3 separate regions of the Mus musculus genome follow, and regions 1 and 2 are each linked to region 3. The links are chromatin contacts, found by Hi-C or POLR2A ChIA-PET in ENCODE. All regions are on one chromosome and are shown on one strand. The core of a region is the stretch at or near the end of the contact, and the rest is flanking DNA. Distances in the headings are between cores, read along the strand shown.

Region 1 (3,461 bases), core at 621-3,120, 170 kb before region 3:
ATTCTGTAGGTTAACTATAACACAGTTTAAAAGGCAACCAATTTATCCTCAATTAAAAACAAAGAATCACAAAGGCCCTCTGCTTATTTAAAATCATTACATAAAGCACCATCTATAAATGCAAAGAGGGTTTGAATATCTGACAGCTATAATAACCATAAAATGAGGCACACTTTAAAGAACAAAAAAACTTTGTTTTGTTTTGTTTTCTCCTTCACTGTGAGAAACACAAAATAACTCTAGTGGCCTCAAAGTCCTCAAATAAAAATATATTTATATGTACAATTCACATGTACATATATAGAAACCTATCACAGATATGTATATATCCCATTCACGGGAAAGAGAAAGATTCTTTATTTTTAAGAGTCGAAATTATATCAATTCTACCCCCCAAATTAAGTTAAATCACCATAAATTAATTAACGAGTAGTAAAATACTACATGCAGACCTAAGAAACTATATGCATAGGAGAAAAAAAGCCTCAGACTAAGGCCATGAATGAATAAGAACGCACAATCCCTGAAAATCACTAACCGGCATTTGGTTTCTATGAGAGAAGCACGGAGTCTCAAAATGAATAATCACAAAGGCAACTCAGTTTCTAAAGTTAACCAAGGTAAAATAACAACGAACCATAGCAGATAACTGCACTAAAGTATAAGCTTTAAGGAATCGCCACAAAGGGAAATTCTTCAAGCATGGATTATAATACATCCCTTGCCAGCAGAAATCTTGATTAAAAAAAAAAAAAAAAGTGGAGGGCCGTCAAAACCCTGAATGACATGCAAAGGCCAAACCAAAACGGGTCTTTCCTCCCACTCCAGTCCCCCCGCCCCCACCCCCTCAGGACAATGGGATCAGGGTCCTAACTGCAAACTTTAAAGGTGTAAGCCAGAGCAGTTTTACTGCAGCTATAACTGCAATCTACCCCTCATCCCGAACCTGGCGCACCCAAGAATACTTCTGGCCTGAAAACGTCACCGGGGTTTTGTTAAGCACAAATCAGACCCATCCAAAAATTTTAAAAAATAATAAAAATAACAAGTTTGCTCTCAAATACCTGGAGGATCCATTTCAATATAAAATATCAGTTCTGTCGAATAGGGCATCATCACCTCCCTCCAGTCTGCGTCATCGCGGTCCATACTCCACACCGTATTGTACATCGCGCTGTCAGGGGCAGGTCGTCGGGAAATATATAAAAAGCATATATATCTTTTATCTGATATTTAAAATCTAAATATATATTTGCAAAAGTTCCACACGGAAATGTACTTGGGGGTTTCCAACGGCCAGTACAAGTCCAGCCAAACTACTAGGATGAGGACAAGGTCCTCCTCTTCTCTCCTCCTAAAGCACCCAACAAAATACCCCGAACTTTCAAGCTACGGGGTTTTTACCTCAGAGGGTTACAGGGAAGCTCGGAAAGCAAAGAGCAGTGGTGTTAAAAAGCAGCTTCCCGAAAATCCTTCCTACACAATCGCTCTCCAAAGGGAAAAGCTCCCACCGCCTCCTAATCTTTCAGCGGAAGCCACTTTTGTGTCCTTCGGAGAAGAGAGAATGGAGAGGAAGGGGGAAAAAAGAACGCGTTGGGAGAAAGCTGGGGAAGTGACAAAGGCTTGAAAAGGGGGTTTGCGTTCAAGTTTCGGGGTCCCACTGGTCTGCGGAGAGCGATTCCCTCTGGGATTGGGACTCGGGCTCTATTCGCGTCAGGCTGGGAACCCAAGCTTCCGCAGCTTCGGGATGGCGACCCCTTGGAGAGTCCAGTCAGCTCGACTGTGCCCGAGTAGTAAAGGTAACCACGACAGCGCCGGCTCCCCTCACGCTCTGCCCTGGCTCCAACCACTAGAGTTTCATTTTAACTGCGCTGAGGGGACCTCCTCCCCCGCCCTCCCCCCTTGCCACCCCCGCTGAGGCGCCAACCAACCGGGCAGGACAGGAGGAAGAGCCGGTAGCTCGACTGTCCTTTCCACTCCTTTGCACCTTAACTGCAAAGATTGTCAAGTGCCTAAGAAATGAAGACTGCCACCACCCTCCGCTTCGACTTTTAACTCTCCCCGTCAGCCTGCGAGACTCGACACTTTAATCAGACTTTGCCATTACCCCCTAGCCTCGCTCAGAATGGTACAGTCCGGGCGCTGGCCGCTCGCCAGGAGTCGGAGCCGGGCGCACGCGAGCTCCTCCAAGAGTGGGGGGCGGATGGTGATTGGCTGAGCCCGGTTGCCGGAGCCCGAGCCTGCGTCTTTTGTCTGCCCTGCTCCAGCTGAGGAGCGGAGACGGCTGCGCGCCCCAAGCGAGCCAATCAGGAGATAGCCGGCGCCGGCCGGTAAGGCGGCGATTGGTCGGACCTCAGTTACTAAGCGGGACAAAGGCAGAGGGGAAAAGAAAAGAGGAGGAAGAAGAGGGGGTGTGGAGAAAGAAAGAAGGCGCAAACGGCGGTTACTGACAGGCTGGGCGAGCGCTCGGGGGCTCAAGCTGCCCGGAGACTGGCGGGGCTTCCCGCTGTGGCTCGGTCCTCCCGGACGAGTGACGAGGGGGAGAACGGGCTGGCGCGAGACTCTTCTGCCTGGAGACTAGCTGCGGGGGGAGGGGAGCGGCGGCAGCGGGGCGTGCTGTCACTTGGCGGGGCGCACACTCTTCTGCTCCATTGGAAGTCTCTGGGCAGAGTTCCTCCTCACAAACCTCTTCACCTTGCTGCGTTCGCCCTCCCCTACCCCGGTGTTAAATCATCAGATACAGCAAAGGTCGCCAAGCCCACTTGCAGGACTCTCTGTCCAGACAAGATCCCCATCGTCCCCCACCCCACCCCCCCCACACACACACTCCCTGAGGGTACCTGAACCTTGAATGTTCCTTGGGGAGTCATCCCCCCCCCCCCCCGCTACTCCGCTTCACACTGAAGGACTTTAGAACCCATAGTTACGCTCAAGCAAAGAGTGAGGCATCTCATCGAGCCCTCCAGTTCTAGTACTCAAATCAGAAAATAAAGAAATAAGAATTAAATAGATTTTTTAAATTACAGTGTCTGTGTGTTTTCTGTGGTAAGTCACAGGTGTTGCATTCCCCTACCAAAAAGGCGCTTTTCTGTTTCCCACTTCCTAACACACAGGTCCCTCCTTCCAAGCTTAAAGTTCTGAGACTTGCTTCAGAAAAAATGCTGAACATTTTCATGCATTTCAGAAACAGCTAATTAACTTGCTGGGGAACCCTGAATAGCTAACCTGTGCCTAGAATTGCCATCCTGCCATACAATACAGTCTGAGGAGGCCAAAACGGCTGTTTCCTCTTTACACTGGAGTAACAAAGCCCATTGTGTTTGAGTTGACAACCTGATTTAAGCTTGAGCAAAACCTATCCTCAGTAGCTCTGTGTATTGACTGGCCTCTAGAAGGGTCTCCACTTTTAATCCTCTACCTCCTAAAGGGTTCTGCCTTTCTTGTTTTGTTTTTTTGTTTGT
Region 2 (3,756 bases), core at 1,110-3,609, 210 kb after region 3:
TAGTGTAACTAGATGGTTCCTATGCTTTCTGCCTTCACACACACACACACACACACACACACACAAAGAACTTTCTATTCCATATGTTGGGGCTGTTGGCAAGGAAAAATGTGAATTTGTAGCTGCTGGTCCCACATGGAAGAGACTACTGTTTACCAAGGCCAAAGGCAGAACAATTGATTAGTCAGCCACCTGTGAGCTTTCTCGTACCTGAACTATATCACAGACTATACAGGTCCCTGAACACTGCACGACTTCTCTTGTAACTAAACTCACCAACAGCAAGGCCAGGGCCTGAAATCAATAACAGCAGTGAAGAATCTTGGTTCATGAAGAATTCCTGCACCTTTGTGCCTCTGGTGCCTGTAAGTAGGGCAACATCCATCTAACCAGGGCCCTCCTTAGCCATGAAGGAAAACATGAGGTCTCCTTCTAATCTTGATGGCTTGTAAAACAAAGACCAAAGAGGGATAAAAAAAAAAAAAGGCACTGACTCATTTGACCACAAGCATTACAGAGACCTACTATGTGCCAGTCCTGTACCATGAAGAGCAGGTGTGACATAGACTTGGCTCCTTGCCACCAACTGTAGTCGGGGTACATATGAGTGATGTACCCCAAGACAGACTTTGCTAAGACGTCTATAGGAAGCTCAGTCTCTGCTACAGGAGACTGGATTGGGAGCATCTAACCAGCAGGAGGATGAGACGCGTCACCAAAGATGTGGTGTGAGCACCCGTGAAGAAGCTGCAGAAGGTGCCATATTATTGAATAACTACAGACCACACAACAGGAGACCTAGCTAAACATGTGCTGCAATTTGCCAGCTTCTTCTCAGAACTTCTCTCTCCATGGTTGGGTTGGCTGGTGCCAGGCCCTCTGACTGCCAAATCTGCACTAGAGAAATGACACTCCTATGCAAGCCAAAGACCCTGGATTATAGAAAGAGGAACACTGAGGTGGGAACAGATGCTCCGAAGGGGCTCCAAACTTCCTGGCTAGTTCACTTTTTTTTTGGTTTTCGAGACAGGGTTTCTCTGTGTAGCCCTGGCTGTCCTGGAACTCACTCTGTAGACCAGACTGGCCTCGAACTCAGAAATCTGCCTGCCTCTGCCTCCTGAATGCTGGGATTAAAGGCATGTGCCACCACGCCCAGCTTGTTTTTTTTGTTTGTTTGTTTGTTTGTTTTTTGTTTTTTATTTTATTTATTTATTTATTTTGCTAGTTCACTTCTATACACAATCCTGACTCCGTGTCTATTCTTCACAGTACTTCCAGCCCAGGCCCTTTAGAAGGCCCGAAGCTAGGGACAGTGGGCAGCAGCTCTCTGATGGCTGGGGATCCAGGGAAACATTATACATCAACCACTCAGCTGGTTCTTGGCACAAGGCCTGTGGTCAACAAGTTTGAGCTCCCTCCTCATACTGCAAGGTCAATTCCACGTGTAAATCCCAGAGGCTCCAAGGCTCAGGTTACATCAGCTTCTCCCCCCAGGGCCTCCCTGAAATATGCCAGATCAAAACACTCTTTCCTGGAAATCACAATCGTATGTATCAGTACCATTGCATGTGGGCAATTTACATATAAGCATACTTAACCCTCACAGTGACATTATTATATTCGTTTTAAAAAGCTCTAAGAGAGAAAAATGAGTTGTTCTAGGATGCTTCCTAGGAGAGGGGAAAGCATAGCTCACCCCCAAAGTCAAGCACTCCCACCCTCTTACCTAGCTTCTGATGGTCCACAGTCCTACAGCTATAGGAAAGAGACTGCATCCTACCCACACTCCCACCTCTCTGTTGAAAAAAGTGTGGCAGAATCATTTGTATACTATATTGCAAAATAAGTGGAAACCGCCAATTTAACACAACGAAGTACACATATTTTATAATGTGCTCATGCCAGTGAACTGTCTTGAGCCCTGTCAGTCTTGAGTGTATCCTTGTTTGGTCTGAGGCTCAAACTCCTTATAGGCTGAGCTCCTCCTCGACAGCCCGTACCCACCGGCTCCGGACCTGTCACAACCCAAGCCTGTCCATAAGCACGGGCTGAGAGTCCGAAAGAGGATCTTATGCGCTGCGGTCTGGGCAGGGAAGCAGCTTTGAGGACAGTTCTAAAAGGATGTCCCCTTCGGCTGCTCCTCCGCAGAAGAACCGGGTCTTAACCTCGAGCTGCTCAGAAGGCCCTGTCTGCCCCTCCCGGGCGACTGCAGCGCCGCACCCCAGACCCCGGCCCCGTTTCCCCGCCGAGGGACTCCTCGCTGGCTCACTTTTACCTTAGTTGACCACCGCGGGAACGGCCGCGAGCACCCCCACCTGCAGGTCTCCGTCGAGAACGCGGAAGAGGCGGAGCTAAACTCAGGGGGAGGGCCCGAGCAGAAGGAGGCGTGAGGGGGAGGAGTCACGCCTGCGCCCCGAGGGCCACACGTGGCGAGAAGCAAGGCCAGTTCACTGCGCAGGCGTGGCATATCAGAGCGTCCTCTGGTTGTTGCGGGTTTCTTTTACAAGCGGAAAGTGGAAGACGCTGCAGGTGCAAATAGTTACTTCTGCGAGCCAGAACGGAGTTCTTGTAAACCTGAGGGCAGCTCTGTTAAGTAAAGTTTATTTTTGAGACAAGGCCTTTTGTATACTCCAGACTTGACTTCAAACTCGTTTTTCTTCTGACTCAGTCTCCAGAGTTCTCTGATTACAGACGCACACCACCGGGCATGACTGTAAAATTTCTATAAAGGTCTGCGTATACAGAAGTTCATTACTTCCGGTAATTAAATTTTTTAAATTGTTGTTTTTCTAAATAGTCTCACTATGTAACCCTGGCTGGCCTCAAACTTAAAGAGATCTACCTGCCTCTGCCTTCTGAGTGCTAGTATTAAAGGTGTGTGCCACTACAGCAGCTAAAACAACAGCTAAAACAAATGTTCTTAAAGATCTATTTCTTTTTCTCTCTCCTCTCTGCTCTCTCTCCTCTCTGCTCTCTCTCTCTCTCTCTCTCTCTCTCTCTCTCTCTCTCTCTCTCTCTCTCTTCTCTCCCCCTCCCCCCTCCCCCCTCTCCCCCTCTCCCCTCTGTGTACTAATTAGAGTAGTACCCCAACCAGCCTCCTTGCCTCACTTCCACAGGCTGCAGATGCCTGAGACGGGAAGACGGGGTGCTTGGTTTCAGTTCAGGTTCTGACGCAGTTTTCTTTTGTGTGGTGAAGTAAACTTCCCTATCCCATTCAGTATTGTTGTTAGGGTCTGGAGAGTAAGGGGCTTAAAGAGCATCTCCGTTTCCCATCACTCCTCTAAAACACATTTATTCCCTCTTCTGGCCTATGTGTTCAACTATATGAGGGAAGGAAGTGGAAGTATTCAAGACTTTGCTAGATTTCAAATCTAGATGAAGACTGGAAAGGGACGTCTTTTTCCCAAGCATTTGTATTTACTTCCTTTCCAAATTTGAGTCCCCTTCAAAGGCTGGATATTGCAATCTCTTTCAACTTATAACCTTCCAGGCCCACCAAACTTCGTGTCTTCACTGCCCTTTCTAGTCTATTCCCCAACCCTTGATAGCCAACCAGTCCAGGGTCACTCAAGCATAGATTGGGATCCAGATTCTCAAAATTACTACCCACCTCCCCATGGCAACCATGATGGTTAATTAACATTGGATAAAGGCTCTAGGGTGCTCCCAGGAAGGAGGGCAAACCATGTAGAACTCAGACCTTCCTCTGGCCTATTTGACCGCATTCCATAGTTCCATACTGTGGTAGCCACGAAC
Region 3 (3,534 bases), core at 790-3,289:
CAACTCGCTGCAGAACAGGCTGGTCTCTAACTCAAAGAGATCCACCTGACTCAGACTCCAGGAGCTCACGGATTAAAGATATGAACCTTTGTCTGCAAAGGAAATAGGAACTCCACAGGAAGATCAACAGAGTCAACTAACCTGGACCCTTGGGACTTTCAGAGACTGAACCACCAACCAAAGAACATACACGAGCTGGACCTAGGCCTCCCCGCACATATGTAGAAGATGTGCAGCTCTGTCTTCATGTGGGTCCCAAATAACTGGAGCAGAGACTATCCCAAAAGCTATTGCCTGTCTGTGGGATATGTTCTTCCAGCTGGGCTGCCTTGTCTGGCCTCAATGGGAGAGGATACGTTTTGCCAAGCAGACCTGATGTGCCATGGTGGGGAGATAGCTGGGGGGGGACCTCCACCCTCTAGGAGGAGAAGAGGGAATGGGGGAGGCATTGTGGGAGGGGAGTTGGTAAAGGGGTAGTGATTGGGATGTAAAGTGAATAAATAAATCAAGAAACAAAACAAAAGGGGCTGGTGAGATGGCTGAGCGGTTAAGAGCACTGACTGCTCTTCCAAAGGTCCTGAGTTCAAATCCCAGCAACCACATGGTGGCTCACAACTATCTGTAATGAGATCTGACTCCCTCTTCTGGAGTGTCTGAAGACAGCTACAGTGTACTTACATATAATAATAAATAAATCTTAAAAAAAAAATTCTTAAAAAAAAAAAGAAACAAAAGGACATGTGCCATCGTGGCCTCATTTGGCTCACTAAAATTTTGAAACTCAAATTCTCACTTGTTTAAGTCTTATTTTACTTTTATTGTTTAAGATAATGACAGATAGCCAGTCGGTGGTGGCGCATGCCTTTAATCCCAGCGCTTGGGAGGCAGAGGCAGGCAGATTTCTGAGTTCGAGGCTAGCCTGGTCTATAAAGTGAGTTCCAGGACAGCCAAGGCTATACAGAGAAATCCTGTCTCGAAAAACCAAAAAAAAAAAAAAAAAAAAAAAAAAAAGATAATGACAGATACGTATGTGACTTGGATGATGAGTACAATTTTTGGCAGGTGCTCATTCTATATTTGTATGAGTTACAGTTTGGGCACACCCTTTTAATCCCAGCCCTTGGGAGACGGAAGCAAGCAGGTATAATTTCCAGGCTAGCCTGGTGTACATAGAGAGTTATAGGCCAGCCACGACTATGTAGTGAGATCTTGTCTCAAAAATCAAAAGGAAAAGAAAAGAGTGTGTTATATGTTTGTATATGTTCATGCATATGTGCATATGGTCTATGAATGGCAGCTGCAGGTCAACACCACACGTCTTCAGATGGTCTCATGGAATCTGGAGCTCACTAATTCAAAGACGTTGGCTGCCCCACAACTTCCAGAGATCAGTTTGACATACTTAACATTTTTAAAAAATTACGACTTAGCTGATTATACTATATGGTGGGTGGCAATACATTATAAGAATAAATGTAAGGTTACAGAAAAGCTGTCTGACCTGTAGCTATGAAAACCAAGCTTGGCCTGGAACTCACAGAGATCCGTCTGCTTCTGCCTTCCAAGTGCTGGAATAAAGACATATGCCACTCTGCTCAGCCAAACGATCATTTCTAAAAATAGTGATCACCCCCTTTCTTCTTGGATCCTAAGCGGCGTAGTCAATTTGATAGTCTCAGAAAGAACACAAAATTAGGTACCGAGTCTTGAAAAGAACCGTCTAAAAGGAAGATCTTGAAACTGGCTTCTATGGCTTCCTAGCAATTCCGCTTCTGTCTATAGTCTGCTCTAATTTCGTTCTACCTCGGCAGCTTTCTCCATGCAGGTTGAGCCCAGAAGGCCTTCCCTGCAACTTCCTAGGAGCTCCTTTAGATGCTCTAGCACAGCCACCGCTTCGTGTGCGCCCCGAGGATTCTGGTGGGTGGGGTGTGGAGGTAGGCGGAGCCCTGGGGGCGCCGCAAGCCTAGCCCCGCCCTGTCTGCCGCTGATATTCTAAGCAGCCCTCAATCCTTCCCGGAACCCGCGAGAGCGCAGCTGCAGTTTCAGTCGGAATTATTGGCGTTGTTAGTTGACATGGCTGCGCCCGTCTTAAGATGTGTTCGGAAGCTGCTGAAGCTCGTGGACTTCACGCCGGTCCCGCGGAGATATCGATATAAGAAGAAATGGGTAAGGTCTGACATTAGAGGGAGACTTATCCAGCCCTTGCGTTTCCCGTCACTCACAGTTGCATTCGGGACATGAACTCCAGGGACCGTAACCTTCTTGGAGCTCTTGTCTCACGCCTGCCTGTCCTTTTATTAACCACAAGCCTCTTCCTGTTGCGTAAGCAGCCCCCTGACTCCGCCCCTCTCTGTTAAGTCACGGCCTGAGCTTTCATTCGGTGACGTTACATCGCCTCATGTTACTTTTTCTTGCTTACTTTTATCTTGCCCTTCCCACCCTTCTTTTTCCTTTTCTTTCCTCCCTCTTACCCTTCCCCTCCAGTCCCATGAACTCTTCCCCTCCTTTCCTCCTTAAAATTTCAGCCCCTTCAACTTCACCTCAAGCAGACTGCCCTAACAACTACTCCTTCCCTCCTGAGTCTCCGTCGTCCTGCAGGAAAGGATTCACCCCTGTTCTCACTCTCGAGGTGCCTGTGGCGCCCGGGAAAGACTTCAACGACCACCTTTCCTGTAATGCTGGCCTTTCTCCAAATGCAGGCAACAGATTCACCAACCCCCCTTACTCTAGAGAACCTTTCTCTTGCCTCACCATTTCTTCTCCGTGCTTACCTCGACGGATCCCCACCCCGCCCCCTCCGCCCCCAGTCCTCTCCTCCCCACCCCCACCGGAGAGGTGCCCCTTTGAACCCTTTTCTCCACTCCTAGGAAGGCTGTACAGACAAGAGCCAGCTGGTTCATCCTCTCCTTGTTTTGACCGATTCAGCCTTCAGGGGTCACCCTCTCCTCATCAGCGGAACCTATGTTGCAACTATATTGATTCCCCAGAATCTCAGCGTTCATGCCCTCCAAGTCCGCGTCTTTGTTATGTGACTTCCCCACCTCTCATTCATCAGGCCCCTAGAGCCAGCCCAGTAACTTCCCCTGAACTTACTCATATAACCTTGGAGACAGGCCCGGTGATTTCGACTCCCCTTATGCCAGGGTCCCAGGGAAATTACTCCATCATTTCACCTCTTCTTACCCATCGGCCCCTGAGACCTGGCCTTGCAATTTCACCTCCCCTTGCTCACCGATCTGTGGAAACTAGACCTCTAACCCCTGCATCCATTTCTCACCGAGGGCCCCACTGTCCCTCTAGAAGAAGTTACAATGATCCTCCCCTTTCTTCAGCATCTTCCCCACCCTCTGGCAACCCTTACCACGACAACCCTATGCCTCCAAACTCTTGTGAACCTAAACCACAGCTTGATGTACCTCTTGGGAAAAATGGCTGTGGCCCTCCACTTTCTTCTCAGGCAGGCATGTCTGGCTCTCCCATCTCACCTCAAGAGGGCTGTATTCATTATTCCCATTTATGCCCAGATTCCCAGAT

What was found. Hi-C counts contacts between places; a loop is a spot of excess contacts on that map. ChIA-PET counts read pairs that join two places held with the same protein, here RNA polymerase II (POLR2A).
Region 1: POLR2A ChIA-PET joins it to region 3 with 14 read pairs in embryonic stem cell. The contact joins the promoter of Pik3r3 here to the promoter of Nsun4 in region 3. POLR2A ChIA-PET finds 5 or more read pairs at or near these places in 3 of 5 experiments (Patski and embryonic stem cell).
Region 2: a map of heart shows a loop between it and region 3 (2.2-fold over the local background). The contact joins the promoter of Mknk1 here to the promoter of Nsun4 in region 3. A Hi-C loop is called at or near these places in 1 of 37 maps with a recorded cell type or tissue (heart). POLR2A ChIA-PET finds 5 or more read pairs at or near these places in 3 of 5 experiments (Patski and embryonic stem cell).

What each region holds. Positions count from the first base shown.
Region 1 is chr4:116,220,017-116,223,477 of GRCm38, reverse strand. It overlaps Pik3r3 (phosphoinositide-3-kinase regulatory subunit 3), which reads right to left and starts at 1,870. Exons shown (of 10, transcript NM_181585.6): 1 at 1,065-1,870. The coding sequence starts at 1,170.
Region 2 is chr4:115,837,801-115,841,556 of GRCm38, reverse strand. Mknk1 (MAP kinase-interacting serine/threonine kinase 1) reads right to left here and starts at 2,359. Exons shown (of 13, transcript NM_021461.5): 1 at 2,276-2,359.
Region 3 is chr4:116,052,316-116,055,849 of GRCm38, reverse strand. It overlaps Nsun4 (NOL1/NOP2/Sun domain family, member 4), which reads left to right and starts at 2,039. Exons shown (of 6, transcript NM_028142.5): 1 at 2,039-2,166. The coding sequence starts at 2,074.